Linked DNA regions of Homo sapiens: region 1 is linked to region 2. The links are chromatin loops, found by intact Hi-C in ENCODE. Cell type or tissue: PC-9. All regions are shown on one strand. Each heading gives the region's core, and the rest is flanking DNA. Links, peaks and the distances in the headings are about the cores only. Region 1 overlaps CEP76 (centrosomal protein 76). Region 2 has its middle 15 kb from the start of SEH1L.

The links. Peaks named below come from ENCODE experiments on the same cell type or tissue, not always from the same donor. Only the 100,000 strongest peaks of a DNase experiment are listed, where the experiment ranks them.
Region 1: it touches region 2 in a loop (10-fold over the local background); 6 of 110 quality-filtered maps call a loop at or near these places.

The regions. Positions count from the first base shown.
Region 1 is chr18:12,675,232-12,691,856 of GRCh38, reverse strand. CEP76 (centrosomal protein 76) reads left to right here. Exons shown (of 12, transcript NM_024899.4): 7 at 370-498; 8 at 5,407-5,595; 9 at 11,029-11,195; 10 at 13,415-13,748. It also overlaps a transcript of PSMG2 not described here. Among named protein-coding and RNA genes, the nearest start is that of CEP76, 19 kb to the left of the region's middle. In PC-9, for the core only: a CTCF peak has its summit at 5,550 (motif pointing left); no DNase peak of the experiment used is centred there.
Region 2 is chr18:12,925,430-12,939,666 of GRCh38, reverse strand. No RefSeq gene overlaps it. Among named protein-coding and RNA genes, the nearest start is that of SEH1L, 15 kb to the left of the region's middle. RefSeq lists a silencer at 6,103-6,397. In PC-9, for the core only: CTCF peaks have their summits at 4,819 and 5,019 (motif pointing right); a DNase peak (open chromatin) is centred at 5,036.

The DNA of each region.
Region 1 (16,625 bases), core at 3,108-8,107, 250 kb after region 2:
GTAGTCCCAGCTACTCAGGAGGCTGAGGCAGGAGAATTGCTTGAACATGGGAGGCAGAGGTTGCAGTGAGCTGAGATCTTGCCACTGCACTCCAGCCTGGGCGACAGAGCAAGACTGCATCCTCCACAACCAAAAAAAAAAAAAAAATTCTGTCTTTGAGGAAAAAAAGGTGACTTATGATTATTGTATGGAGATGGGATTGTACTAGGGGTAAGTGTAGAAATAGGGAAGTCAGGAGGCTCTTATAGAAGATGATGATGACTCAGATTAGGGTGGTAATGATGTAGAGAAGTAGATAAATTTGCTACATATTTTGTAGTAATTAAAGATAATGAATAGAAATTGAAAAATATTTTTTTCAATTTCAAGCTTGCTTTGGAACGTCAGAAAACTGCAGAGAAAGAGCGATTATTTCTTGTATATGCTAAGCAGTGGTGGAGAGAATATTTGCAAATTCGACCCTCACACAACTCACGACTGGTTAAGATTTTTGCACAGGTTTGTAAATTATATTAGAATAATTTTATGCCTGTATTTGAGATTTACTGTTATGTGTGTAAATTTCATTTAATATTTATTTGTAAAATGTATTCCAAAAAATAAAAGTGTATTTGTAAAATAAAATGCTGATTTTGTAATATTCTCTTTCACTGCATAGTGAGTGGCAAGATCAATCTATGTCTTATTTTACTTTCAATTTCAGTTATTGTGGGTTTTTGAAAAATCACCTTTCTCAGGTTGAATCAATTATTGTGTTTTAAACCCTTTCTGAATATATTTGATTTAAAGTAGATGAAAATCCATTTTGTTTAACTTGGAATGTGTATTTGCTTGATACTTAGTGCTAAATAATTAACCATTTGGACACTTTGCAGGTTATATGTAAATCCAGCTCTTGTGTGCAGAACGGGGGGGGGCTCTGGGCATATATATATTTTTTGTTAGGGTTTTAAAAAAAATTGTATATAACCACGACTTCTAAGCCAGTGACCAGTAATGTTTAACTGAAGCATTTCAACTATATATCTCTGCCTCCATTTTTCCTGAGTCCTAAACCCATTTTCTCTCTTTAACAGACCAATATAAAATATATGGTCAGGTCAGCTAGGCGCGGTGGCTCACGCCTGTAATCCCAGCACTTGGGGAGGCCGAGGTGGGTGGATCAAGAGGTCAGGAGATCGAGACCATCCTGGCTAACACGGTGAAACCCCGTTTCTACTAAAAACACAAAAAATTAGCCGGGCGTGATGGCGGGCTCCTATAGTCGCAGCTACTCGGGAGGCTGAGGCAGGAGAATGGCGTGAACCCGGGAGGCGGAGCTTGCAGTGAGCCGAGATCGCACCACTGCAGTCCGGCCTGGGCAACACAGCAAGACTCCGTCTCAAAAAAAAAAACAACAAAAAATGTGGTCAGGTTCACGTATTTTTTGTAACTCCTAAGGAACAGTTCAAATATTTTGTATATATTCAGCCTCATACAGATGCTTTCATATAAGTATAGTGTAGTATATTATTTTAAGTTAAGTTTCTCAAATCCTGTACATTCATCCAGCTTTACCCTACTTTCCCTAGATTTTGGAACAGGCTAAAAGTGGTTTAGTGTCCAGATGGGGAGCTTGGGAATGAGAGGTTGACTAGAGGTGGGAATAAGGGAAATGGCTTCTGACTTTCTGATAGCGTTGTTTATATATTGAATGACTGGTTGGCAAGGTAACAACATTATCAGGACAAAGGCAAGGAGAAACCAATCAAAATGTAACTGGCTTCCTGGCCGGGCGCGGTGGCTCACGCCTGTAATCCCAGCACTTGGGGAGGCCGAGGCAGGTGGATCCTCTGAGGTCAGGGGTTTGAGACCAGCCTGGCCAACATGGCGAAACCTTGTCTCTACTAAAAATACAAAAATTAGCCAGGCTTGGTGGCAGGCACCTATAATCCCAGTTAGTCAGGAGGCTGAGGCAGGAGAATTGCTTAACCCGGGAGGCGGAGGTTGCAGTGAGCGAAGATCACGCCATTGCACTCCAGCCTGGGCAACAGAGTGAGACTCTGTCTCAAAACAATAACAACGACAAAAAATATACATATATATATATATAAACTGGCTCCCTGCTGTCTATATAGTCTGAGGCATTTATTCATTGCCACGTGGAATTAGGAACTAGAGAGGACTCAGGATGGAGTGAGGCAGTGAATCAGAGAAATGGCAGGATCAAAGAGGAGGAAGAAGTTGAAATGCACTAAGGAAGTCAAGGAAGTGGGATTTTCTTTTAGGAAATATTACTTAAACGACTTCCTCTCTCAGAATTCATTTTAAGATTTGAACCATAGAACGTAATTTAGTCTCATAGTAACCATATAAGATTGTCAAGTGGCCAGGCATTGGCTCTTTTTGTAAACAGTATGAAGGTTAGAGAAGTGAACAGTCTTTTCAAGGCCAAACAGCAACTCAGTCATGGCAAAGTCTGTGTCAAATTGGAGTTTCAACTGGTGCCTTTTTGGTTTATGCCACCTCTTTCCATATACATAGAGTAAATAAAATGCTGATTTAATTTAGATTCCTCAGAACTGTTTCTTGCTGCTTCCTGTATTTGACTAGTTCTGAAATTAAACAACAACAGTGTAAAACAGTCAATCTAATTATAAAAACAATAGTTATAAATCAAAACGTTAATATACATATCCAGGCCAAAAAAATTTCTAATGTATCCAGCACTGAAAGTAAAGTAAAGAACTTTTTTTTGTTGTTGTTGTGAGACAGAGTCTCAGTCACCCAGGGTTGAGTGCAGTGGTGCGATCTTGGCTCACTGCAACCTCCACCTCCCAGATTCAAGTGATTCTCCTGCCTCAGCCTCCCAAGTAGCTGGGACTACAGGCACGTGCCACCATGCCTGGCTAATTTTTTGTGTTTTTAGTAGAGATGGGGTTTCACTGTGTTAGCCAGGATGGTCTCGATCTCCTGACCTCATGACCCGCCCGCCTCGGCCTCCCAAAGTGCTGGGATCATAGGCGTGAGCCACCACACCTGGCCAAGAACTTTTTGCAATGATGGAAATGTTCTGTATCTGTGCTAACCAGTATGGTAGCCACCAGCCATGTACTGAGCATTCAAAATGTGGCTATTATGACTAAAAATAATTGAATTTTAAATTTTAATTAAAATTTAAATAGCTCATAATGGTTAGTGATTTTCTCACTGGACAGTGCCCATTCAGAGGTTGAAATATTAACTTTTCAAAACAGTTAAGTAGCTTGTGGGGATATATTTAGATAATATTAGAATATTGCTGTAATAAAATGATATATCTTACATTCTAAGATGCTACTATTGATGATTGACTTAGGCAAATGCTTCCACTTCTTATGTGCTCATCTTTTCTTGCCTGTTAGTGGATTTGTAAGAATAGGAGTAACAGTCCTGCACCTCAATACTAACCAAAGATCTGTAGATTTGCCGTGGCCATTATACTTAAAAATTCATTATTCTTTTTACCCTTTGTTAGCTGGTTTTGCTATAGTATAGTAGTAATTCATTGAATGATGCTTTTTGAACTTTTTAGTGCAAGAAACTTTAAAATAAGTTACAGAAATTGAACTTTAAGGCCACTAGGTTTTGTTTTTTTTTTTTTTTTTTTGAGATGGAGTCTCGCTCTCGCCCAGGCTGGAGTGCAGTGGCACGATCTCGGCTCACTGCAAGCTCCGCCTCCCAGATTCATGCCATTCTCCTGCCTCAGCCTCCTAAGTTGCTGGGACCACATGCCTGGCTAATTTTTTTTGTATTTTTAGTGGAGATGGGGTTTCACCATGTTAGCCAGGATGGAATTGATCTCCTGACCTCGTGATCCACCCACCTTGGCCTCCCAAAGTGCTGGGATTACAGGCGTGAGCCACCGTGCCCAGCCTAAGGCCATTAGGTTTTAAGAAAATGTTGTAAATCACTTGAGGATTGAGGATATTCTTTTAATATTTAGTTTGTGATTTCAGGACTTAGTATTCTTATACCACACTAGATTATTAGTAATGCTAAGTTCATGTAAAAGAAAACCATAGTTCTCTACATCCCCCCAAAATTAGAATAATAATCCTCTGTTTTAAAAATCGGTGCCCTCTAGGCCAGGCACAGTGGCTCACACCTGTAATACCAGCACTTTGGGAGGTCGAGGTGGGCGGATCACTTGAGGTCAGGAGTTTGAGACCAAGCCTGGTCAACATCGTGAAACCCCATCTCTACAAAAATACAAAAATTAGCCAGGTGTGGTGGCACATACCTGTAATCCCAGCTACTCAGGAGGCCGAGGCACAAGAATCGCTTGAACCCATGGGCGGAGGTTGCAGCGAGCCGAAATCACACTACTGCACTCCAGCCTGGACAACAGCGAGACTCTGTCTCAAAAAAAAAAAAAAAAAAATTGATGCCTTCTATAGTTGAGAACTATAGGTATGAGTGGAATCTATAGCCAAGTTGCTCTGCAACATAAAAATTAATGATCTTTCTCATTATAATCAAATGTAAATAAGTGAGTTTTTTTTTCCTTGCTAAAGTATGGGACTATATTGGAAAAAGATGTTCTGGTTGTGGAGAAAGACATCAGTGGTTCTGATAATTCAAACAGATGGTGTTTCTTTTGGCTGGGTTAGATCTCATGTCCTGAGGAACCCTATCAGGGAGGGTAGGTCATCTCCAAATCTTGAATAGTAAGTGGCCCTTTCACAGTGCCGTATCAGTAACCATGAAGGTAAAGAGATTGTGGACTTTGGTAATACTCACTGTAAAATCACAGTGGTAGACAGTCATCAGAGACCTATATATGCATACAAGTTATTCAGCACCAACACCAGGAGATATCCTGTATTTAGGATGTAAAACTTTTTCTAGAGTGTTTTTTGAAATTTTGCTTTCAATTGACTTGGTTAACAAATTATTGTTTCCTGTGGATCTCTAAATTTGAGGCCCTAATGGAAACAAACTAGAATCAAGCTACAATCATTTCTGTTATATCAGCCAATCAGAAGAGTTATTTGTTCTGTCTGGCTATATGTTGTTAAATTCTATATGGTAATGTGAAAAAATACTTCAGCTTAGAGCACCTCTCCCTCCCCTACATACCTACCCACACATTTCTCAGAGGAGTTCTTATTGCCACAGCCTTTGGAGTAAAACAGCTCAGAGCTTGAACCTGGCTCTGTTGCATAATAGCTGTAGCTCCTCAGTTTTCATCTATAAAATGAAAATAACGGAGATGAGGATTAAGGGAAATTATATACACAGCACTTTGCAGCCAAATACTGGATACAAGGTAAGCACTCGATCAATGGTATGCTGAATTATTTTATCCTACATTAATGTATTTGAAAAAAACATAATTGGGGATGATTAATATGTCATTACAGATGTTTTTCCCCTTTTCCCTAGGATGAAAATGGGATAAATAGACCAGTCTGTTCCTATGTTAAACCACTTCGAGCTGGACGGCTTCTTGATACTCCAAGGCAAGCAGCAAGATTTGTTAATGTCCTTGGTTATGAACGAGCCCCTGTTATTGGAGGAGGAGGTAAACAGGAGCAGTGGTGCACTCTGCTGGCCTTTCTCTGTAGAAACAAGGTATTATACACACATAATAGAATTAAGTAGCAGTATATCATAGTTACTCTGAATTTGTAATCCATTTGTAAAAGAATGCCTTAGAAAAATGCACATATAGTCAACCCTCTGTACCCACAGGTTCTGTATCTGTAGATTCAACCAACTGCAGATCAAAAATACTTACAAAAGTAAAAAATTACAATAATAAAAAATAGTACAAATTAAAAAATGGTGTGTAACAACGTTTATGTAGCATTTACATTGTATTGAGATTTTTAAACAATTTAGAGGTGATTTAAAGTATATAGGAGGATGTGCTTAGGTTATATATAAAATACTATACCATTTTGGCTGGCCGCAGTGGCTCATGCCTGTATCCCAGCATTTTGGGAGGCTGAGGCAGGTGGATCACCTGAGGTCAGGAGTTCAAGACCAGTCTGGGCAACATGGTGAAACCCTATCTCTACTAAAATACAAAAAATTATCTGGGCATGGTGTCGTGTGCCTGTAATCCCAGCTACTCAGGAGGCTGAGGCAGGAGAATCACTTGGACCCTGGAGGCGGAGGTTGCAGTGAGCTGAGATCGCACCATTGCACTCTAGCCTGAGGACAGAGCAAGACACGTCTCAAAAAAAAAAAAAATACTATTTTATATAAGCCTTGAGTATCCACGGATTTTGTTTTGCAAGGGTCCTGGAACTAACCGCTTTGGGGTGCTATCAGCTTGACCACGTCAGAACCTTGTTCTGTTTTTCATAACATTTAAATATCAATACACAAAAAACTCAGCATCTTTATTTTCTCATGTAGTTTCTTATTTATTGTGATTTCTGTGATGTAGGGACCTACAAGTACTAAAATGTCAGAAATCAAGTTGCAGAATGAATTAGGAACAGCACCAGGACCAGACCATGGCTTTCTGGTACTACTGATGTGTTGCAATTTGCTCAGATAATACATCTTTAAAAAAGAGAAAATAAGGCTGGGCGTGGTGGCTCATGCCTGTAATCCCAGCACTTTGGGAGGCAGAGGTGGGTGGATCACCTGAGGTCAGGAGTTCAAGACCAGTCTGACCAACGTGGAGAAACTCCGTCTCCACTAAAAGTACAAAATTAGCGTGGTGTGGTGGCACGTGCCTGTAATCTTAGCTACTGAGGAGGCTGAGGCAGGAGAATTGCTTGAACCTGGGAGGCGGAGGTTGTGGTGAGCTGAGATCGCGCCATTGCACTCCAGCCTGGGCAACGAGCGAAACTCCATAAAAAAAAAAGAGAAAATGGCAGTACAAAATTAATATAGAAAAAATATTAAAATAGAAAAAAATCTTGAATTGCATGCTATTTAGTTTGTTTAGTTTGTATTTAAATACAAATGTATATTTAATTACACTTTTTGAATGACTTGATTTTAGTAAACTAATTTTATAGATTATGGGATATTTCCTAATCTGTGTTCTAAAAATGTTGATAGTATGATAACAAACAAGTAAAACTATCTTTAGGCCAGGCGCGGTGGCTCACGCCTGTAATCCCAGCACTTTGGGAGGCCGGGGAGGGTGGATCACCTGTGGTCGGGAGTTCTAGAACAGCCTGGCTAACATGGAGAAACTCCATCTCTACTGAAAAAATACAAAAATTAGCCAGCCATGGTGGCGGGCTCCTGTAATCCCAGCTACTTGGGAGGCTGAGGCAGGAGAATCACTTGAACCTGGGAGGTGGAGGTTGCAGTGAGCCGAGATCACGCCATCGCACTCCAGTGTGGGCAATAAGAGCAAAACTCCATCTCAAAAAAAAAAAACAAAAAACTATCTTTAGCCTGGGTGACAGAGCGAGACTCTGTCTCAAAAAAAATAAATAAAGGTGACAGCAGGCCAGGCATGGTGGCTCATGCCCGCAATTCCAGCACTTGGGTAGGCCAAGGTGGGCAAATCACTTGAGCCCAGAAGTTCCAGACAAACCTGGGCAACATGGCAAAATCCCTCTCTCTAAAAAACTATAAAAATTACCCAGGCATGGGCCAGGTGTGGTGGCTCACGCCTGCAATCCCAGCACTTTGGGAGGCTGAGGCGGGCGGATCACACGGTCAGGAGATCGAGATCATCCTTGCTGATACGGTGAAACCCCATCTCTACTAAAAACACAAAAAAAGGAGAATCACTTGAACCCATGAGGTGGAGGTTGCAGTGAGCTGAGATCGCGCCACTGCACTCCAAACTGGACGACAGAGCAAGACTCTGTCTCAAAAAAAAATACATATATATATGATATCATATATATGATATATATCATATATATATTTAGATTTTTTACTGTACAAACAACAGCATTACAACAGTAATGGTGAAACTTTACCTATAATTCTATTCCTAGTTTATTATTTCTTTTTATATTTTTTCTGCTGTATATGTATCATTTATTTCATAATTATAATTGTAAATAAATTTTTGTATCTTGCTTTATAATTAAGCATTATGCTATGAACATTTTTCTATGTGTTGCTACAGTCTTTCTGATTTCCTTTTTTTTTTAAATGAGACAGAGTTTTCCTCTTGTCGCCCAGGCTGGAGTGCAATGGCATGATCTCGGCCCACTGCAACCTCCGTCTCCTGGGTTCAAGCGATTCTCCTGCCTCAGCCTCCCTAGTAGCTGGGATTACAGGTGCCCGCCACCACCCCCAGCTCATTTTTGTATTTTTAGTAGAGATGGGGTTTCACTGTGTTGGCTAGGCTGGTCTCGAACTCCTGACGTTAGGTGATCTGCCCGCCTCTGCCTCCTAAAGTGCTGATTTCCGTTTTTTAATGAGTGTTTTAAGTTTCCTTGAGTCAATATACAAAATACATTTAACTATTTCCCTATTGTAGGAACTGCCAAGTTAGGCTCTTTTTTTTTTATTCAGTGGTTTTGTTGTTGTTGTTTTCTTTTGTTTTTGTTTAGGACGGGGTCTCGCTCTGTCGCCCAGGCTGGAGTGCAGTGTCACGATCTCGACTCACTGCAACCTCCGCCTCCCAGCCTCAAGCAATTCTCCTACCTCAGCCTCCTGAGTAGCTGGGACTACAGGCATGGAGCCACCATGCCTGGCTTTTTTTTTTTTTTTTTTGGTATTTTTAGTAGAGATGGGGTTTCTTGGCCAGGGTGGTCTCAAACTCCTGGCCTCAAGTGATCTGCCCGCTTCAGCCTCCCAAAGTGCTGAGATTACAGGCAAAAGCTGGCACACCTGGCCATAAAGTTAAGCTCATTTTAAATTTTTTAATGTTGCCATGAATGAACTTTCACACTGACTATCTTTGCAGATATTTTTATTTTACTTCTGAATTTTCTTTAGGACAAAATCTCAGAAATAATTGGGTCTAAAAGGTTGATTAAGCCAGGCGCAGTGGCTCATGCCTGTAATCGCAGCACTTTGGGAGGCCGAGGTGGGTGGATCACTTGAGGTCAGGAGTTCAAGACCAACCTGGCCAACATGATGAAACTCTCTCTCTACTAAAAATACAAAAATTAGCTGGGTGTGGTGGTGCACGCCTGTAGTCCTAGCTACTCAGGAGGCTGAGAATCATTGGAACCCGGGAGGAGGAGGTTGTAGTGAGCCGAGGTCATGCCACTGCATTCCAGCCTGGGTGACAGAGCGAGACTCTGTCTCAAAAAAGAAAAAAGTAAATTAAAAAATAAAAGATTGGTTATTACATTTTTGTAAAGCCACTTGAAGAACTATAAAATGCTATTTGTTTTCTTACAGTTAATTTTTTTTAAAAAACTTTAGCACCACCAAATCCAATTTTTTGGAGAAAGAAATTTCTTGGCCAGGTAAGGTGGCTCATGCCTGTAGTCCCAGCACTTTGGGAGGCTGAGGCAAGCGGATTGCTTGAGTCCAGGAATTCGAGACCAGCCAGGGCAACTTGGTGAAACCTTGTCTCTACAAAAACACAAAAAATAGCTGGGCCTGGTGATGAGTGCCTGTGGTCCCAGCTATTCAGGAGGCTGAGGCGGGGGAATCACTTGAGCTGGGGACATCAAGGCTGCAGTGAGCTGAGGACGTCAAGGCAGCATTGAGCTGAGATCATGCCACTGCACTCCAGCCTGGGTGTCAGAACTAGACCCTATCTCAAAAGAGAGGAAAAAAAAAAGAAATTTCTTCATTCGGACACTCAACTCAAATAGTTATTTTTGCTTTCGCGTGTAGTCTTCCTACACTTAAATACGAAATTGTAACCATAGTGTTTAATATCTTGGTAATTTTTTTCACAGAACACAGTATCAGATATTTTCTTTTCTTTTTTTCTTTTTTTTTTTAGAGACAGAGTCTCACTCTGTTGTCCAGGCTGGAGTGCAGTGGCACGATCTCAGCTCACTGCAATCTCTGCCTCCCAGGTTCAAGCGATTCTCCTGCCTCAGCCTCCTGAGTAGCTGGGATTACAGGCACACACCACCATACCCAGCTAATATTTTCTATTTTTTTATAGGTCTTTATAACTTTTTAAAATTGAAAGTAATATAACCAAAGAAAATCTGGAAAAAGAGTGGAAAATTATATATAACCTCCCCAGTAATAACCATTGTTGGCATTTTGTTGTTGTTCTTGCCAGTCATTTTTCTTATGTATGTATTTTCTTGAAATTATCACATATAGATACTATCAGTCATTGGTTGAGTGTTTTCCATTTATTTGCATTTCTTGCTGTATGACTTGTTTGCTTGTTTGTTCATGTACTTCAGCTATTAATCTATTAAAATATTCCAGGCTGGGCACAGGAGCTCATGCCTGTAATCCCAACACTTTGGGAGGCTGAGGCAGGAGGATCACTTGAGCCCAGGAGTTCAAGAGCAGCCTGGGTAACACAGTAAGACCCCTGTTTATACAAAAAAAATTTTAAAATTAGCTAGGTGTCATGGTGCACACCTTTAGTCCCAGCTACTTGGGAGGCTGAGATGGGGAAATCACTTAAGCCCAGGAGGTCAAGGCTGCTATGAATCATGTCACCAGCCTGGGTGACAGAGGAAGACCCTGTCTCAAAAAAAAAAAAAAAAAAAAATGTTCTACTTTTCTTTCTGTGTTGTGTGAGTTCTTTATAAACATTTTTTTTTTTTTTTGGAAACAGAGTCTTACTCTGTTGCTGAGGCTGGAATGCAGTGGCGCGATTGTAGCTCACTGCAACCTCCGCCTCCCAAGTTCACGTGATTCTCTTGCCTCGCCTCCTGAGTAGCTGGGACTAATGGTGTGTGCTACCACACCCGGCTAATTTTTGTATTTTTAGTAGAGACAGAGTTTCCTTATGTTGGCCAGGCTGGTCTTGAACTCCTGACGTCATGTGATCCACCCGCCTTGGCCTCCCAAAGTGTTGGGATTACAGGCGTGAGCCACTGTGCCCAGCCAATAAATTTTTATTATAATTTAGTATTTAAGTATGTAATGAGGAAATAATATGGAAGAATGAATACTTCATTTTAATTTATCTTCCAGGGTGACTGTGAAGATCACGCTAACCTTCTGTGCAGCCTTCTTCTTGGATATGGATTAGAAGCCTTTGTTTGTGTTGGGACCAAGGCAAAAGGAGTACCTCATGCATGGGTTATGACTTGTGGAACTGATGGGGCCATCACTTTTTGGGAGAGTTTAACAGGACACAGGTTAGTTTACTAAGTTTATAAGGATATTAAAATGAAGTTATAAGTTTTTTTTTTTTTTTTTTTTTGAGATGGAGTCTCGCTCTGTCGCCCAGGCTGGAGTGCACTGGCACAATCTCAGCTCACTGCAACCTCCACCTCCCAGGTTCAAGCCGATTCTCCTGTCTCAGCCTCCCAAGTAGCTGGGATTACAGGCATGTGCCACCGCACCTGGCTGATTTTTGTATTTTTAGTAGAGACAAGTTTTCACCATGTTAGCCAGGCTGGTCTCGAACTCCTGACCTTAGGTGATCCACCTACCTCAGCCTCCCAAAGTGCTGGGATTACAGGCGTGAGCCACTGTGTCCGGCTTAAGTTATAAGTATTTTAAATTATAAGGGTTTTTTGTCCATATTGATGGTACTTGAAGGTACGTGTTGATGATTTTAGTTAGAGCCTTTTCAGTGATTATGTAAAAAAGTACTTCAATTATGGCAGCCAAGTAAATGAACTCTAAGAAAACTTTTACCTCAAATATTCTTTACCAACATGATGTTGGTAAACAGTAAATTATGTTTACTAGTTTTGTATGATTAGCATATTTTTTTTTCAGTTTTCTCTTTTTTTTTTTTTGCAGTGTCTCATTCTGTTGCTCAGGCTGGAGTGCAGTGGCACAGTCACAGCCCACTGCAGCCTCCCCCTCCTGGGTTCTGGTGGTCCTCCTACCTCAGCCTCTTGCGTAGCTGGGACTGCAGGTGTGCACAGCCATGCCTAGCTAATTTTTTTGTAGGGATGAGCTTTTGCTGTGTTGTCTAGGCTGGTCTTGAACTCCTGGGCTCAAGCAGTCTACCTGCCACGGCCTTCCAAAGTGCTGAGATTATAGGCATGAGCCACCACACCTGGCTGGCATATGTTTTTTTCTGATGATCATACCTAAGTCTGAAAATAAGTTCAAGTTGTAAATGATGATTTCTTTTTAAAATTTGATGTGGTTACCATCTCCACGTTGGCAAATCCACTGGACACATTTTTTAAAGTACTTTAGCCTGTCATTAGATTTTGAAACAGCTGAGTACTTCTGTTGTAGGACTTCTTCCTTAGTTCAGCTAAGAGCTGAGTCCTTGTCACATGGCCACGAAAAATTAGGCTCGCAGGCAATTTGAAGGGGGAGAAAAATGGAATTTATTGAACAAAAAGGAAAAACACTGGGAAACGGACGCTCCACAAAGCCAGAGTGCCTGCTAGTGTGCTTCGTGCCTGCTAGTGTGCTTCCTGCCTGCTAGTGTGCTTCCTGCCTCGCAGATTGAATTCCAGCTTCCACTCAGGAAGAGGAGGGGCCAAGCTCCTCCCCACTGCAAATTGCTCGAACTTCTGTGGCTTCTCCCCAGTGTGCACTCCTCCCAGTGCACAGGCTGGTTGGAGTTTCTCTGGGGACCCCTTTCCACCTGGCTGTCTCACTTCTTTCTTCATGGAACATTCTCTTTCCTTAGCTTCTTTTTTATCATTGTCTTTCAATATTTATTATTCCTCTCTGGCTGTTCTTAGTTTTTCCTTCATCTTGTCTTTAAATGTGTGTGTTCTAGAGGCCCAGCCCTGGGCCCTCTTTTCATTCCCGAGTCCTCTTTCTCCCTGGTTGATAATCATGCCTAATAATGTTTTGGTTAGTTGTGCCTAAAAATGCATAACCAAATTATTTTAATTATGTTATCTGAGGCAAACTTTTTTTATTTTTATTTTTTTTTCTTGGAGATGGAGTTTCGCCCTTGTTGCTCAGGCTGGACGGCTCACTGCAGCCTCCGCCTCCCGGGTTCAAGCAATTCTCCTGGCTTAGCCTCCCGAGTAGCTGGGACTACAGGCACGTGCTCCCATGCCCAGCTAATTTTTGTATTTTTAGCAGAGACGGGGTTTCACCATGTTGGTCAGGTTAGTCTCGAACTCTTGACCTCAGGTGATCCCCCTGCCTCGGCCTCCCAAAGTGCTGGGACTACCGCATCCGGCCTTTGATCTTAACAGTATACATAGAATGTATTCTGTTGTTAACAGAGTTGGTTTCAATATTGTAAAGACGTACCATACAATTAATACAGAGTAATCAAATTGTGGAAATATAAAAAAGAAAAACAAGTATTAAACTGTAGTTCTGAGAAGTAGTTATGGCCTTAAGTGTTAGAATAATTTTCTCAGTAAGATGCTGCCTTTTTAATTTTTAAGTTCTCATATATAAAATTATTTAATTTTTTTAGGTACATCCATAAACCTACCAATCCTGATGAACCTCCAGTTGCTGAACAGCCCAAACCACTGTACCCATATCGAACAATTGGTTGTGTTTTCAACCATCAGATGTTCCTGGGAAATTGTCAACCCTCTGATGCAGTAGAAACCTGTGTATTTGATTTGAACGATGAATCCAAATGGAAACCCATGAGTGAGGAAGCAATTAAATCTGTGTGTGCTCCTGGAGCTACAACATCCCTTCCTCCCTTTCCACCTCTGTGTGCATCCACAATTGACGCGTCAGTAACAAGTAATGAAATTGAAATGCAGCTGAGGCTCCTGGTGTCAGAACACAGGAAGGTAATTCACACTGAAATAGTTGTAGTTTCATACTTCTTTTCATTTATGTATTTAACTGTTTTTTGGTGTGTGTGATAGTGCCAGTCACTATTCTAGCCCTGAACAAAACAACTACAGTCCCTACTATTATGAAGCTTATAATTTTGAAAGTCATGAGAGTTCAAGTTCTGAGACTCAAAAATCTTCAAATTAATTAATACTTATAGAATGAATTACTTCCTCCTAGAAATGAAGAATGGTGAACTTGTTCACATCCCTTAGAGTCAAGATTTTTGCTGAATACCACTATTTGGATTTTGTCTTTGTGAAATGCTTATTCACATATTTGCCCCTTAAAAAATCCTGGGTTAGGCTGGGCTTGATGGCTCATGCCTATAACCCCAGCACTTTGGGAGGCTGAGGTGGGTGGATCGCTTGAGCCCAGGAGTTCAAGACCAGCCTGGGGAATATGGTGAAACATCATCTCTATTATTTTTTAAAGAAAAAATATGTATACTGGGTTATACTTTTTTCATATTCATTTTTCTCCCCAGGTTGGTTTCTGTTTGTTTTCATGTTGTACTCAACTGGGTAGACGTCTGGCTTTAATTTGCATTTCCCTGATTACTTTTGAGATCAAACCTCTTTTTTTTTTTTTTTTTTTTTTTTTTGAGATGGAATCTCTCGCTCTGTCACCCAGGCTGGAGCGCAGTGGCGTGATCTTGGCACAGTGGCGTGATCTTGGTTCACTGCAACCTCTACCTCCCAGGTTTAAGCAATTCTCCTGCCTCAGCCTCCTGAATAACTGGGATTATAGACATGTGCTACCACGCTGCCAGTTTTTGTATTTTTTGTAGAGATAGGGTTTCACCATGTTGGCCAGGCTGATCTCGAAGTGATCTACCTGCCTCAGCCTCCCAAAGTGCTGGGATTACAGTTGTGAGCCACTGCGCCCAGCCAGATCAAGCCTCTTGTCAAATAGCATGTAGATTTCCTTTGTAAAGTGCTTTTAAGAAGACATAAAAAGTATTAGTCATAAAGGAAAAGATTAATGTATCTTAAAGACTTAAGCTCATCAAGAGAAGACATTAAGAGATTGAAGCTGTGGGGTGGGAAAAGTTGTTTGTAACACATATCACCAACAAAGGACTAGAATCCAAAATGCCTACAAAATATTTCTGATTCACCTTTTAGGGTTCCCTGTTCCACTCCTCACCTTGGGTGAGCCCTGTTTTCTGTGTTCTTTGGGGCTATCAAAGGCAAACTGATTTATCAAACATGTTCTCTGGGTTCCCAGTTACTCTTAGCTTTGGCCTCTAAATATTTCTTATTCACTTGTCAACTTATCAAAGCATTTAAACATACATTTTGGAAAACCTGGCATTTGTAATATGTTTTCAGCAAAAGTTGGTCAGGGGACCTCTGGTCCATTATATTGCTGGAAATGAATGCCCCTTATTACTTTTTCTTTCCTTCCATCACTTGTATTGGCTTTAGCTTTCTTTTCTTAGGTTCTGCTTACAAATAAAAGCAATATCTTATAAAAATTACTTTTGGCCAGGCACAGTGTCTCACGCCTGTAATCCCAGCAGTTTGGGAGGCTGAGATGGGTGGATTGCTTGAGCTCAGGAGTTCAAGACCAGCCTGGGCAACGTGGTGAGACCCTATCTCTACAAAAAGTACAAAAATTAGCCGGGTGTGGTGGTGCATGCCTGTAGTCCCAGATACTCGGAGGCTGAGGTGAAAGGAGCCGGGGAGGCAGAGGTTGCAGTGAGCCGAGATTGTGCCACTGCACTCCAGCCTGGGTGACAGAGTAAGACCCTGTCTCAAAAAAAAAAAAAAAAAAAAAAGGAATTACTGTTTACAGAAAAAGAAAACAAAGCTGTGATAGATGCCAGTGTTGATCACTATTTAAGTTAAGGTGCCTGTAAATCAGCAAAAGTTCACATTTTGCCGCAGGAAAAGCATTGTTAATCGTGGATCTTTGAGACCATTTGTGATGAGTTAAAACCTTGAATATAAAATGAGGAAATACCAAAGATCCATTATGATAATCAAAATATCTAGAATTTTGAGAATTTTTTGTATTTGTAATATTATTATTTTTAACTTCATGTGTCCAGATATCAATAGGTCTTTTGGTGTTATAAATGGAATCATGGGCTGGGCACGGTGGCTTATGCCTGTAATCCCAGCACTTTGGGAGGCCGAGGTGGGTGGATCACTTGAGGTCAGGAGTTTGAGACCAGCCTGGCCAACATGGTGAAAGCCCGTCTCTACTAAAAATACAAAAATTAGCCGGGCATGGTGGCAGGTGTCTGTAGTCCCAGCTACTCAGGAGTCTGAGGCAGGAGAATCGCTTGAACCTGGGAGGCAGAGGTTGCAGTGAGCCGAGATCGCGCCACTGCATTCCAGCCTGGGCAACAGAGTAAGACTCTGTCTCAAAAAATTTAAAAAAATAAAAAATAAATGGAATCATGTTGTTTTTAACATTCCATAGAAATATGTTTTAAGCTCCCTAAGGGCCTATAAAATGTCTTCATCTTTTTATCTCTTACAGTATATAAGTTTTATAGAGTACATGTTCAGTAAATATTTGTTTAATCACATAGAATTAATTTGTTGACTTTTCTCACCTCTGTAGTTGAGTTTATGGTAGGAAGAGTCAGTCTTTAGTAAACAGATTCATTCTTACTAAACTCTTTTTTATTTATTTTATTTATTTATTTTTTTTGAGACAGAGTCTCGCTCTGTTGCCCAGGCTGGAGTGCAGTGGCACGATCTCGGCTCACTGCAAGCTCTGCCTCCCGGATTCATACCATTCTCCTGCCTCAGCCTCCCAAGTAGCTGGGACTACATGCACCCGCCACCACGCCCAACTCATTTTTTGTATTTTTA
Region 2 (14,237 bases), core at 1,904-6,903:
CCAGTTACTCAGCATCTGGCAGAATCCTCACACTGGTTCCTGTGGAGTGAGGGCTATTGTGGTAGGAAAAGCCAAGTGGAAGCCACTAGAACTGCCTCTTCCTAGGCAAAATAGTAAACCAAAAACAATCCCAAATTGCCGGAGGGATTTCAGAGATTAGCGTCATCATCAAGGACTTGAACAAAGCAGGGATGGTGACTTCTACCACATCCCCCTCAATTAGCTTATTTGGCCTGTGCAGAAAAAAAGATGGCTCTTGGAGAATGACACCTGTGTACTTAACCAGGTGGCCACCCCAATTGCAACTGCTGTTTCAGATGTGGTTTCACTGCTTGAGTAAATTAACACATGCCTTGGTGCCCTGGTACTTGGTGTGCAGCTATTGATTGGCAAATGCTTTTTCCTCAGTATCTGTTAATAAAGATTACCAGAAGCAATTTGCTTCCAGCTAGCAAGGCCAGCAATACATCTTTACTGTTTTATTAGTCTGCTCAGACTGCCATAACAAAATACCACAGACTGGGTGTTTAAACAACAGAAATTTACTTTTTTTGTTTTTGTTTTTGAGACAGAGTCTCACTCTGTCACCCAGGCTGGAGTCCAGGGGCATGGTCTTGGCTCACTGCAACCTCCACCTCCATTCAAGCGATTCTCCTCCCTCAGCCTCCCGAGTAGCTGGAATTACAGGCGCACACCACCACGCCTGGCAAATTTTTGTATTTTTGGTAGAGACAGGGTTTCACCAAGTTGGCCAGGCTGGTCTCAAACTCCTGATCTCAGATGATCCACCCACCTCAGCCTCCCAAAGGGCTAGGATTACAGGCATGAGCCACTGCACCAGGCCCAGAAATTTACTTTTTCACCATTCCAGAGGCTAAAAGTCCCAGATGGAGGTGCTGGCAGATTTGATTTCTATTGAAGACTCTGTTCTTGGCTTGTAGACAGCCACCTTTTCACTGCGTCCTCACACAGCCTTTGTTCTATGCTTATGTGTAGAGAGAAATCTCTGTTGTCTCCTCCTTTTCTTATAAGGTCACCAGTTCTATTAGATAAGGGCCCCACTCTTATGATCTTATTTAATTTTAATTACCTCCCTACAGGCCCTCTCTCCAAACATAGTCAGATTAGGGGTTAGGACGTCAACATAAGAATTTGGAAGAATACATTTCAGTCCATAACAATTGTCTTATGTCAGGAGTAGATTAAACTCTCCGTTCCTATCACAGTATAGTCTTCAGGGATTTTGATCACCTTTCTTTTCCACAAGATATCACACCAGTTTAGTACATTTATGACATTATGCAGATTGGACCTGATGAGCAAGATGCAGCAACTGCTCTAGACTTATTAGTAAGAAATGTGCATGTCAGAGAATGGTAAATAAATCCAACTAAAATTCAGGGACCTTCTCCCTCAGTGAAATTTCTAGGGATCCAGTGGTGTAGGGCATGTCAAGATATTCCTTACAAAATGAAAGACAAGTTGTTGCATTTGGCTCCGCCTATAACCAAAAAAGAGGTACAATGCCCTTTTGGATTTTGGAGGCAAGACATTCTTCATTTGGGTGTGCCACTCCAGCTCATCAACCAAGTGACCCAAAAAGCTGCTAGCTCTGAGTGGGGCCCTTGGCTTCTAGTCCTGATACACAATCTTATCAGTTCACGCCCCTATCTATGGCCTCATACAGAGTTTCCTACAATCAGTTGACTGAGGAAGACGAGACGAGATATACCAGGCACATAGGTGGTTCTGCATGATATGCAGGCACCCCAATATGGACAACTACAGCATAATAGTCCCTTTCTGGGACATCCCCAAGAAACAGTGGTGAAGGGAATTCCTCCCAGTGGGAGCAATCCCCAACTTTGGGCAATGAATCCAGTGGTTTTTGTTTGGAAGGAGACATGGCAAGAGGTATAATTGTATATTCACTTATGAGATTTTGCTTGATGGTCAGGGACTTAGAAGGAACATTATTGGAAATTGGTGACAAGGAAATTTGATGTCTCTCTCTCTCTGAATGAGCAAAAAATGGAAGATATTTGTGTTCCATATGAATGCCCACCAAACGGTGACATCTACAGAGGAGAATTTTAATAATAGAATAGAATGACCTGTTCTGTGGATGCGAGGCGGTTTCTTTCCGTAGCCACCCCTGTCATGCCCAGTGAGTTCACGAACAAAGCAGCCATGGTGTCAGGATGGAGGTTACACATGGGTTCAGCAATATGGACTTCCACCCACTAAGGCCAACCTGGCTACACCCACCACCGAGTGCCCAATCTGTCAGTGGTAGAGACCAACACTGAGGCTCCAATATGGCACCATTCCCCGGGATGATCAGCCAGCTACAGGTGGCATGTTGGTTACATTGGACTCCTTCCATCATGGTAGGTCGGTATTTTGTCCTTCCTGGGGTGGACACTTAGTCTGAATATGGATTTGCTTTCCCTGTACACAATGCCTCTGCCAAAATTTATCCATGGAGCCACAGAATGCCATATTCACCACTGTGGTAGGTTCCACAAAGCATTGCTTCTATCCTATTCAGCCCGTTCTATTCTATTCACTGTTCTAATCTGCCTACTGCTTCAGGATGGTGGGGAACATGGTGAGACCAGTGACTTCCAAGAGCCTGTGCCCATTGCTGCACTTTTTTTTGCTGTGAAGTGAGTGCCTTGATCAGAACAGTGAAACGGCGTTTTGAAGACTCAGATACAGTGTCAGGTAGGTGGTAATGCCTTGCAGGGCTGGGGCAATATTCTCCAGGAGGTTGTGTATGCTCTGAATTAGCACCCAAGGGGCTGGGGGTGGTGGCTCATGCCTGTAATCCCAGTACTTTGGGAGGCTGAGGTTGGGGGATCGCTTGAGCTCAGGAGTTTGAAACCAGCCTGAGACACATAGCAAGACCCTGTCTCTATTTAAAAAAAAAAAAAAAAAAGTTTAAAAATTAGCTGGGCGTGGTGGCATGCAGCTGTACTCCCAGCTACTCAGGAAGCTGAGATGGGAGGGTCACTTGGGCCCGGAAGGCCAAGTCTGCAGTGAGCCTTGATCATGCCACTGTACTCCAGCTTGGGTGACAGAACAAGACCCTGTCTCAAAATAAATAAATATAAGTTAGCATCCAATATAGGGTGCTGCTTCGCCAATAGCCATGATACATAAGTCCAGGAATCAAGGGATGGAAATGGAGTTGGCACCATTCACTATTACCCCTATACTGACCCACTAGCAAAATGTTTTCTTCCTGTTCTGTAACCTAATGCTCTGCTGATCTAAAAGTCTTAGTTCCAAAGGGAAGAGTGCTTCCACCAGGAAACACAACAGTGATTCCACCAAACTCTCAGTTAACGTGCCACCCAGCCACTTGGGGCTCCTCATGCTTCTGAGTCAACAGGCTAAGAAGGGAGCTGCTGTGTTTTCTGGGGTGATTGGTCCTGGCTACCAAGGGAAAATTGGGCTGCTACTCCCCGACGGAGGTAAGTAAGAGTGCATCTGGAGTACAGGAGATCTCAATGTTACTCTGCACTGTGATTCAGATCAATGGAAAACTATAACAACCTAATTCAGGCCATACTACTAAATGGTCCAAACTCTTCAGGAAGGAAGGTTTGGGTCACCCCACCAGGTGACAAACCATGACCAGCTGAGGTGCTTGCTGAGGGCAAAGGGAATCTGGAATGGGTAGTGGAAGCAGATGGTTATAAATACCAGCTAAACCACATGGCCAGTTACAAAAATGGGGACTGTAATTGTTACGAGTATTTCTTCCTTATTTGGTTACAAATGTGTTGTGTGTGTGTGTGTTTAGAAAATATATTTGTCTTCTTCTCTCTCTTATTCCCTTATATTACATAAGACATATCTTAATATTTCAGTTACAGGATACCAAAGAGAAGAGTAAACATGACCCAAGAACCCTACGTCCTCTTCTGGGGAAGGTTTAGTGTGTCTCTGGTTTTACCCAAGATAGTTGAATCAGGTGAGGTGCAAGTATGATTTTGCTGTTATCTGGAGATTAAGTATAGTTTAAGGAGATATGTAGAGGTGCCACGTTGACAAACAGTTGACTGCAGTAGTTAATTTTATTTATTTATTTATTTATTTGAGACAGGGTCTTACTCTGTTGTCAGGCTGGAGTGCAGAGGTGTGATCTCGGCTCACTGCAACCTCAGCCTCCCAGGCTCAAGTGATTCTCCTGCCTCAGCCTCCTAAGTAGCTGAGACTAAAGTGCGCGCCACCACACCCAGCTAATTTTTGTATTTTTAGTAGAGACAGGGTTTCACCATGTTGGCCAGGATAGTCTTGATCTCTTGACCTCGTGATCCACCCACCTCGGCCTCCCAAAGTGCTGGGATTACAGGCGTGAGCCACCGCGCCCAGCCTGCAGTAGTTAATTTTATGTGTCACTGTGGTTAAGCTATGGTGCCCAGTTGTTTGCTCAAACACTAGGTCTAGAAGTTGCTGTGAAGATATTTTGTAGGTATGATTAATATCTACAATCCATTGACTTTAAGGAGATTACCCTCAATAATGAGAGTGAGCCTCACCCATTCAGTTGAAGGACTTGAGAGCAAAGACTCTCAAGAGAGCAGGGAAAAAGAAGGAATTCTGCCTCAAGTCTGTAACACAGAAATCCTACCAGACTTTTTCTGGTTTGCTGACCTGCCCTACAGATTATAGACCAGCCAGGCCCCACAATCACATGAGCCAATTCCCTTAAATAAATTCCTTTAAAATATATCCATAGATCTCCCATTAGTTCTCTGCGAAACCTTGACTGGTACAGTTAGTTTCACTTGTTTTGTGAAGTTTCACTTGTTTTGTGCTTCCTGTACATGAAATTACACAATCTATACTTTTCCTACCCAGCTCCTTTTGTTCTACATGACATTTGTGAGCTTCATTCCTACTTTCCTCAGGTTCATCCGTGAACTGTGTGTGAGCTGCGGGGTCAGACCCACCGTCTGCATGTGTAGCATTCCTGTGAGACAGGAGCCAGCAGGCGGCACTATGACATCGCATATGGAACTTGGAAACGTCCTGTAACTGCAAATTCCTAGGTGTCAGCCACAGCTGAATTTTTCAGTGGTCTGTCACAGGGCAGGCAGCTTATCGTCAAACTGGAAATAAAATCTTTACATTTCTAAATTTGATGTTAATTGAGTTGATAAAATTTGGCCGGGCGCGGTGGCTCATGCCTTTACCAGCAGTTTGGGAGGCTGAGGCAGGCAGATGACTTAAGGTCAGGAGTTCGCGACTAGCCTGGCCAACACGGCGAGACCCCGTCTCTACTAAAAATACAAAAATTAGCTGGGTGTGGTGGTGATCACCTGTAATCCCAGCTACTCGGGAGGCTGAGGCAGGAGAATTGCTTGAGCCCTGGAAGCGGTGGGTGCAGTGAGCCAAGATCACGCCACTGCACTCCAGCCTGGGCGACAGAGTGAGACTCTGTCTCAGAAATAATAATAATAATAAAATAAAATAAAATTGAAGTGCTCAGGACACGAGAGGCCTTCACAGAAGTAAGCTGTGGCAGGGGGAGAGGAGAGGGGCTGATGTGCCCTCAGCCCAGCACTAGGGAGTGTCAACGCCCTGGAGGGGTCTGGTACTTTACTTGCCAGCTAATGCGTTGCGCCGTCACAGACTAGTGGATATGGATACTGGCAGGAGCTGTGTTATGTATTTTTTTTTTTTATAGACAGGGTCTCACTCTGTTGCCCAGGCTGGAGTGCAGTGATGCAATCATCGCTCACTGCAGCCTCAAATTCCTGGGCTCAAGCGATCCTCCTGCCTCAGCACCCCCAAAGTTCTGGGACTACAGGCATGAACCACTGTGCCTAGCTAGAAGCCGTGTTATTATTTACAACAATCACTATAGCCATAGTACCCACATTTCCTTGCCCTAAGTCCTAGCATGTGGGGCCGGATGACACCTGCACAAGCAGTGGCTTGCAATTCATGACAATCTCTGAGCTTGGGGACCCTGAATGTTTGACAATGGGCAGTAAGCCTGCCTACCCATTTGCTCTGGAAAGAGCTGCTCTTTCTATCTTCCAAGCAACTGCCCTTTGTTGTAAGCAGTGTAAGCAAACTGCCCATTGCTTTGGAGAAAGACACTATTGTTTGTCTTCCAAGGCTGTTCATTTCACCAACATTGTTGAAAAGGTAACCCAGAACAAAGGGAAGGCAGACATGCAAAGACTGCAAGGCATGCAAAAATGTGAAACACCCAGGGAGACTCATCTGGCAACAGGAGTATAGAGGATGAGGAGGGTCCTCTTCCTCTGGGAGGTGTGGTGGGGAGAAAAATGTGCTGCTAGAATGGAGAAGGTGGCTGCAGAATGGCACCTCTAGGCTTTCTGAGGATTCACATCAGTCCTCTGCACCAGGAGGCTGCCATCTGCATAGTAACGGGCTGCCTGGGGCCCATGGCCTTGAGTGGCATTCCCCTCTGGAACTTTTGGGCAGTGGTGTTCTTCTTGTCTCCCCGTAGCAAGCACTGGAGAAAATGTCATGCAGACATCCTTTGCTCCTCACTCCTGTGCTCTGGAGGGGAGAGCCTATCTAAACCAAAAGAAGCCCCGAGTGCATGTTTTCCTTTCTGACTGAGGTCGAAGGCGAGAGAAGGCTCTTGCAGAGGCAGTAGCAGTGCTGAGAAGGGCAGAGCCAGGTGGCAGGAACCCAGGAGAGCCACCTTTCTACCTTAGGTCAACAGTCCTGCTGTTGAGGGAAACCCTTGCTATTCTAGCCTCTCTCTTAGTGTCCAAGCAGCAACAGTTGGGGCAGGGATGAAGGGCTCAATCTCTTTCCTGTGAAGGGGTCAGAGAGCATTTTGGATTGCCTTGCCAAGAAGAGTATATGTTGCAGGCCAGGGATGCCTGCAGTGGCTTGGAATAAGGGAAGGGAGGGTCTTCCTCGCTGACTTCCCTGGGATCTTTTCTTCCCACCATAATTTGTATTATGTATTGAAAGGACACAATTGGAGTAAAATTACAGAATTACAGACTTTCACTGGAGGAAAGGACCTCAGAGATGGCCTAGTCCAGTAGTTTCTTAGCTGAGATCCTGGGACTACTCAGGCCTTCACGGATGGGTTTCAGGGATCCAACCTTCTCCTAGTGCGATGCATTTGAGTTTCCAGAAGTTTGTCAGGTGACTGGGATCAAACCATTCCTAGGTGACGGGTAAGTAACAGAACAGATGGGTCTCTGGAGTTTGGGCAAGAAGAAGTCGTTGTAGCCAGGCAGAGTCAGACACGGCTGGGCATCAGGAAGCAGCCCTTGGGCCAGAGAAGTTCTCAGGCCGTTGTGCATCGTGGTGGCAATGGCAGCAACCTTGGGGTCCAGCAGCTTCAGCGTCCTCCACTATAACCTGCAGGAAGGAAACTTTATGATGCCTTATGTCAAGAATTTAGTATTTAAGCAACACAATAAAAAATGGCTAGGTGTTCCTATTTAGATGGACTTTGCTGGGGTGTGAGAGTCATTTTGTGAGTCCTGGGGGAGAACACTGCACAGACAAGACGGGACCCCAGGTGCCAGACTGGAGGCCCTGAACTTCATCCTGTAAGCAGAGGAGAGCAATTGGCAGTCCATAAGCAAGGAAACTGGCAACCACTGCAAGAACTGCAGGAATTGCCTCTGGAAGACACTGGAAGAATGAGAGAGTAGGGAAGGAAGCACAGGGTCTTCCCAAGCATTATTTGCCTGGTACACAGTAAGTTCTTATAAATATTTGGAGAGAGAAAGAGAAGAAGAGAGAATGCTTCACGATCAGTCCTACCAACATACTTGTAAGAATCAGCTGGGATCCACTTCAATCTTTCTGTAAAGGGAGAAATAGGAATGCATGCCGCCACCAGTACTCCTCACTGCTATTGTAACTAACGTTTGCATGTCCTCTTCCCCTTGTCACAAAGGGCAGTTACTGTTCCCAAGTTCTTATGTTGTAATGGGGCTTGTTGTCCTGGGACCTGGGAAAGAAAATAGTTTTCGGTTAATGCGACCACTACCCCAGGGCCCGTTTATTTGGGACAGCTGATGTGTAATGCTATAGTCTAGGGAGACATGGAAATTTTTTTGTAGGTCACTCTTAAGAAATAGTTTGAGATGGCGCTGGAAACTTCCTGAGCCCTTTGGGTTCCAATATTCTAGGTGGAGATTTAGTCCTCGCTCTGACATCTCAACCAAGTTCATTTTGAGCATCACAGTATGGTGGCTGAATAATGGCCCCTCAAGTATGTCCATGTCCCAATCCCCAGGACCTGTGAATAGGTTACTTTACATGGTAAAGGACCTCTGCAAATGTGAGCAAGTTAAGAGCCTTGAGATGGGGAGATGGTCGTGGCTTATTTGGGTGGGCTCAGTGTGACGGAACAGTCCTTGTAAGGGGGTTGCAGGAGGGTCAGTGTCAGAGGAGGTGATGTGATTGGAGTGATGCGGCCATGTCTTGCAGTGGGACACTGGCTTCCCTTTGTTCTGGGTTACCTTTTCAAGAATGTTGGTGAAATGAACAGCCTTGGAAGACAAACAATAGTGTCTTTCTCCAAAGCAAAGGGCAGTTTGCTTACACTGCTTACAACAAAGGGCAGTTGCTTGGAAGATAGAGTCGCTCTTTCCAGAGCAAATAGACAGCCCTGGAAGCTGGAAGGGGCAGGGCAGGTGCTATGGTCTGAATGTTTGTGTCTCCCCAAATTCATGTGTTTCATTCTAACCCCCAAGGTGATGATATTGGGAGGTGGGGTCTTGGGGAGGTGATTAGGTTTTGACGGTGGACCCTCATGATTGAAATTGGCATCCCTGTAAAAGAGATCCACCAAAAGAGCTAGCTTGCCCCTTCCAGTGAGAAGATGAGCCCTTACCAGACACCAAATCCATCTTGATCTTGGACTTCCCAGCCTCCACACTATGAGAAATACATTTCTGTTGTTTAGAAGCCACCCAATTTGTGGTATTTTGTTATAGTAGCCCAAATAGACTAAAGCAGAATGGATATTCTCCAGGGGCCTCCTTAAGACTAATTTTAAACTTCTGATCTCTAGAACTGTAAGAACAAATTTGAGTTGTTTTAAGCGAAGTGCGTGGCCATCTGTTACACAGCAAGCCATTGATTCTCATGACGGATGCTCTGTTGGTCTCCCCTCCCCCTGAGAACTGTGCTGGCCTGGCACAGTGGTCTTCAGCTTTACTTTCCCTTGGAATCCTGTGGAAAACTTTTGAAGATCCTCTTGCCCAGGATCTGCCCCAGATTAACTGAATGAGAATCTCTGGGAGCAGGACCCAGCATTGTCATCATTATTACTTTTGTAAATAGAGAAATAATCCACATGACACCGAAATGTACATATTATTAGATGTTTACTTCAAAGACACTTGACAGTTGTAGACACCCCTGTAACCACCACTGAAACGAGATACAGAGCATCCCCATCACAACGGAAGGTTATTTCTATAATGCCCCTTGCAATGAACTCCAACCCCAAGAGGCAACCACTTTCAGACTTCCATCACAATAGATGAGTTTTATCTCTTCTTAGACCTCATATAAATGGAATCACATGGCTTGTTTTTTTGGTGGGTCTGGCTCCTTTTGCTCAAAAAAATGTTTTTGAGATTCACCCATGTGGTTGTATGTTCCTTTTTATTGCTGAGTAACATTTGGTTACATGAATATATCGTGATGTATTTATCTATTTTGATGGTGATGGATTTTTGAATTGTTTACAGTTTGGGGTTATAATGAATGAGGCTGAGGTTTTGAAGCAGGGCCACAGACTTTGACACTCTCATCAGAAATGGTTTCTGTAGCCCCTCCCACTGGAGCCAGGCAGGTTTGCGATTGCTTCAACTAATGGAGACTAGTAAAAGATTGAAGTGTCCCTCAAAATTCCCATGTCAAAGTCCTAATCCCTGGTGTGGCTATATTTGCAGGTAGGACTTTTAGGGAGGCAATTACAATTAAATGAGGTCATAAGGGTGGGGCCCTGATTCAAGAAGCCTGGCGTGTCCTCGTAAGAAGAAGAGGAGACACCAGAGCTCAGTCTCTCTCCCTCCCTGCACAGGTGCAGAGGGAAGGAACTGGGAGCACACAGCAAGAAAGTGGCTGTTCACAAGCTAGGACCTGACCCTGCTGGCACCTTGATCTCGGACTTCCAGCCTCCAAAACTGTGAGAAAAAAATAAATATTTGTTGTTTAAGCCACCCATCTGTGGTATTTTATTATGACAGCCTGAGTAGACTACTTCAGACCCTATGTTACTTCTGAGGCTGTGTTACAAAAGGCCATGCAAATAAAAAGGCCAGGCAGCTTCCCAGAACTGGGAGTTCTCTGGGAACACTGGCTTTAGGGCCCTGAGCCCGCCATGCTTGGAGGCCACTGCAGACACCCCAAATGGAAGTCCTGGCTGGGCCCAGTCTTCAGCTGCCCAGCCCCAGGGCTGGCGTGTGAGTGGGAGGGCCATTGAGGACAAGCTGTGCCCAACATTGGCAATCGTGGGGCAGACAAGAGCTGCTCTGCTATGCCCCTTCTTATTTCCTGACCACGGGCGGAATCGATGGGCGTGAAAAATGCTGGTTGTATTTCACCAACGTGGGGGGATTTTTCTAGTCACACTGGATAAACTGGAACAATGTTGTATGAGCATTCTTAGAGAAGTTTCTTTTGGGAACCTATTCATTTCTCTCCCCATTAAGTACGTAGGAAGGAATTTCTAGGTTGAAGATTAATGTTGTTATAAAGATTTGCTCTAGTTCTCCCACATGGCTGTCCTATTTTAAACTCCCCGCAGCCATGTGCAAGAGCTTCAGTCACCCTACGTCTTTGCCAACATTGGTGTGATCATCTTTTTGATGTTAGCCCTCCTAGTGAGTGTGAAAGGATGTCTCATTGTCGTTTTATTTTCAGTCCTTTGATTACAAATTATGTTGAGCATCTTTTCATTTGCTTATTGGCTATTCGTATATCATGTTTTGTGAAACATGTATTCAAGTCTTTTGCCCATTTTTAAACACTGTGTTGTTTCTCTTTTTTTAGTTGATGTGTGGGAATTCTTTATATATTCCATATACAAGACATTTGTCAGATAAATGAGCTGTGAATATTTTTTCCCAGTCTATGTGACGTCAGTAGTTTTCAAAGCCCCGCAGATGACTCCAGCATGTAGCCAAGGTTGAGACCATTGGCCTAGTGCTTATTTCCTTCTTTTCCTGGAAGGACAAAACTGGGGTCCAGTATGCGGGGTTGGGAATCAAATCACGTGGCTTTGGCTTGGCTCCAACACTTGCCTACCATGTGACCCCAGGCAAGTCACTTAAAATGGCTTCATACCTCCATTTTCTCATCCCTAAGATGGAGTTGATAATCAGGCTCTAGAAAGAGTGTTTTAATAATTAAGTAATCATAAGCAGATGTCTATGATGTCACTACATGCACAGATTATGATATTTGCAGGACAGTATCAGGTTTCAACTTAAAATTTCTCATAGTTACGTATAATATCTTCCATTTTAGGCAAAATTTTCAGGTCACCAATATTTGCCATAGATAAAAGACTAGGAGTGTGGGGGTTATTATAATGCTTTAGATATATGAGGAAATTGTACAAAATAATATCTCCATGGGGTATTTATTTGTTTTTGTTTTTGTTTTTTTTTTGAGATGGAGTCTCACTCTGTCGCCCAGGCTGGAGTGCAGTGGCTCGATCTCGGCTCGCTGCAAGCTCTGCCTCCCAGGTTCACGCCATTCTCCTGCCTCAGCCTTCCGAGTCGCTGGGATTACAGGCGCCTGCCACCACACCCGGCTAATTTTTTCTATTTTTAGTAGAGACGGGGTTTCCCCATGTTAGCCAGGATGGTCTCGATCTCCTGACTTCGTGATCCGCCTGCCTCGGCCTCCCAAAGTGCTGGGATTACAGGCGTGAGCCACCGCGCCTGGCCTTTGTCTTTTTAATGCCTTGTGCTTCAAGTTAAAGAAAGGAATGGAGGACAGAAACAGTGCAGGCAGCATGGGCTGGCAGTAGCACGGAGTCTGGCATCGCAGATATCCTAAATGCAAAACTTCGAGGCTGAAATTGGCATGAGACATGTCACATATTCAGCAATCCTAAATCAGTTCACTCTCATACTTGGATTCTCTGAGAATCAAGGCTCATGTCTGCAAGCAACTGTCTAGGCCTGCAGCAACATACAGCTTTAGGTAACATCAACACAGGAATCAAATCCACACTAAACGTACGTGGCCTTATTATCGTAGTGCTTTAATCAGAGTGATGTACATTTACAGAATGCTTTCATATATTTATTTTAGGCTGACTTATAACAACCGTGTAAGGAAATATTGGAAGAGATTATTAGGATCATCTCCATTTTGCAGATAAAGAAGCTGAGGCTCAGAGGTCACGTGGTTAGTAAGGCTCAGAGCTGGCACAAGGAACCAGATCTTCCAACTCCAAGTCCAGCACCTTTGCACACCACACCAGGGCTTCTCAAACTGCAGCTCACTTCTACAGCTCACCTGGGGGTCTTGTTAAAATGCAGATTCTCACACATAGGTCTTGGATGGGACCAAGTGCTTCTTTTTCTGATAAGCTTCAGGTAGTGCTGATACTGATCCATGGATCGTATTTTGAGTGGCCAGGCACTACACCACGCTCCATTTTAATCAATCAACTAGCCGTAGGCCTCATTATTCAATAGTTGCCATTATACACAGCTGACTGCTGAACAAAAATCACCTCCAGGTTGCCTTTCAGCTAGGTATCACCTTCCAAGGGTAAGTCCCACTGATGAGCCAAACTGCAGCTTTGTTTTCCTTAGATGTGCTCCCCTTTTCCTAGGAATGTCTAGGGGAGACAGAGCCAAAGACTGCATCCAGGTGAACAAAGGTCCTTTCACCAGGAAGCTTCCTACCCTAATGTTCTTCAAGGGAGGTGACTGGAGAAATGGTTGTGAGTCAGCCTTTTCCTCACGGGAGTTCTGTCTTGGAAGAAAGATAAATAATATAGAAAATGTGGCTTATAACCTGGGAGCCAAGTGCTTTTGTGGACGGTCAATTACCACTCTTGTTCTGGAATCTGTCTGCAAATGTGTATGTGTGCTGCTGCCACAATAGACAGCGATTCACAAAACACAAACAGTGAAATGGCATAAGGTTTCTCTAACGGCGGCGGACACAGAAACATGTCCACCCCGAGAAGGCTACACAGGGGAGGAAGAAGTGTGGCATTTCTAGCTGGACATGCAGGTCCCTGGGTTCCCCAAATCCTCCCAGGCATATGCAGCTGCCAATCTCCCTGCCAGAAGAGCATATTGTCAGGCATATGAACACACCCTTTGGCACTCTGAGGGGCTTTACCCTGTCTTGTGCACTCCTGCCTGTTCTGAGGACCATGCCCCAGGAGCAAACATGCAAAACAGCAGACCCTTTAACTGCCCACTGCCTGTGAGATGAGTTGGACCATTCCAAGCTGTTGGGCGAGAGCCAGAGCAGATCATCTGAGTCCCTGCAGACCTGGCCCAACTGCATGTATCCCAGCAGCGGGGTGTGTGTCTATCTCCTTTTTCTTTTCTTTTTTCTTTTTAAGACAGAGTCTCCCTCTGTTGCCCAGGCTGGAGTGCAGTGGCATGATCTTGGCTCATTGGAGCCTCTGCCTCCCAGGTTCAAGCAATTCTCCCACCTTAGTCTCCCAAATAGCTGGGATTACAGGCGTGCACCACCAGGACTAGCTAATTTTTGTATTTTTAGTAGAGACGGGGTTTCTCCATGTTGGTCAGGCTGGTCTTGAACTCCTGACCTCAAGTGATCCGTCCCCCCCTCAGCCTCCCAAAGTGATGGGATTACAGGCATGAGCCACTGCGCCCAGCCTGTCTCTACTTTTTTTTTTTTTGAAACAGAGTCTTGCTCTGTCGTCCAGGCTGGAGTGCAATGGCACAATCTTGGCTGACTGCAAGCTCCGCCTCCCAGGTTCACGCCATTCTCCTGCCTCAGTCTCCCGAGTAGCTGGGACTACAGGTGCCTGCCACCACGCCTGGCTAATTTTTTTGTATTTTTTTCAGTAGAGACCGGGTTTCACCGTGTTAGCCAGGATGGTCTCCATCTCCTGACCTCGTGATCTGCCTGCCTTGGCTTCCCAAAGTGCTGGGATTACAGGCCTGAGCCACCGCGCCCGGCCCAGCCTGTCTCTTTTTAATTCTAATTTCTTTGGCACTTCTCTCTCTCTCCTACCTTCCTCCTTTGAG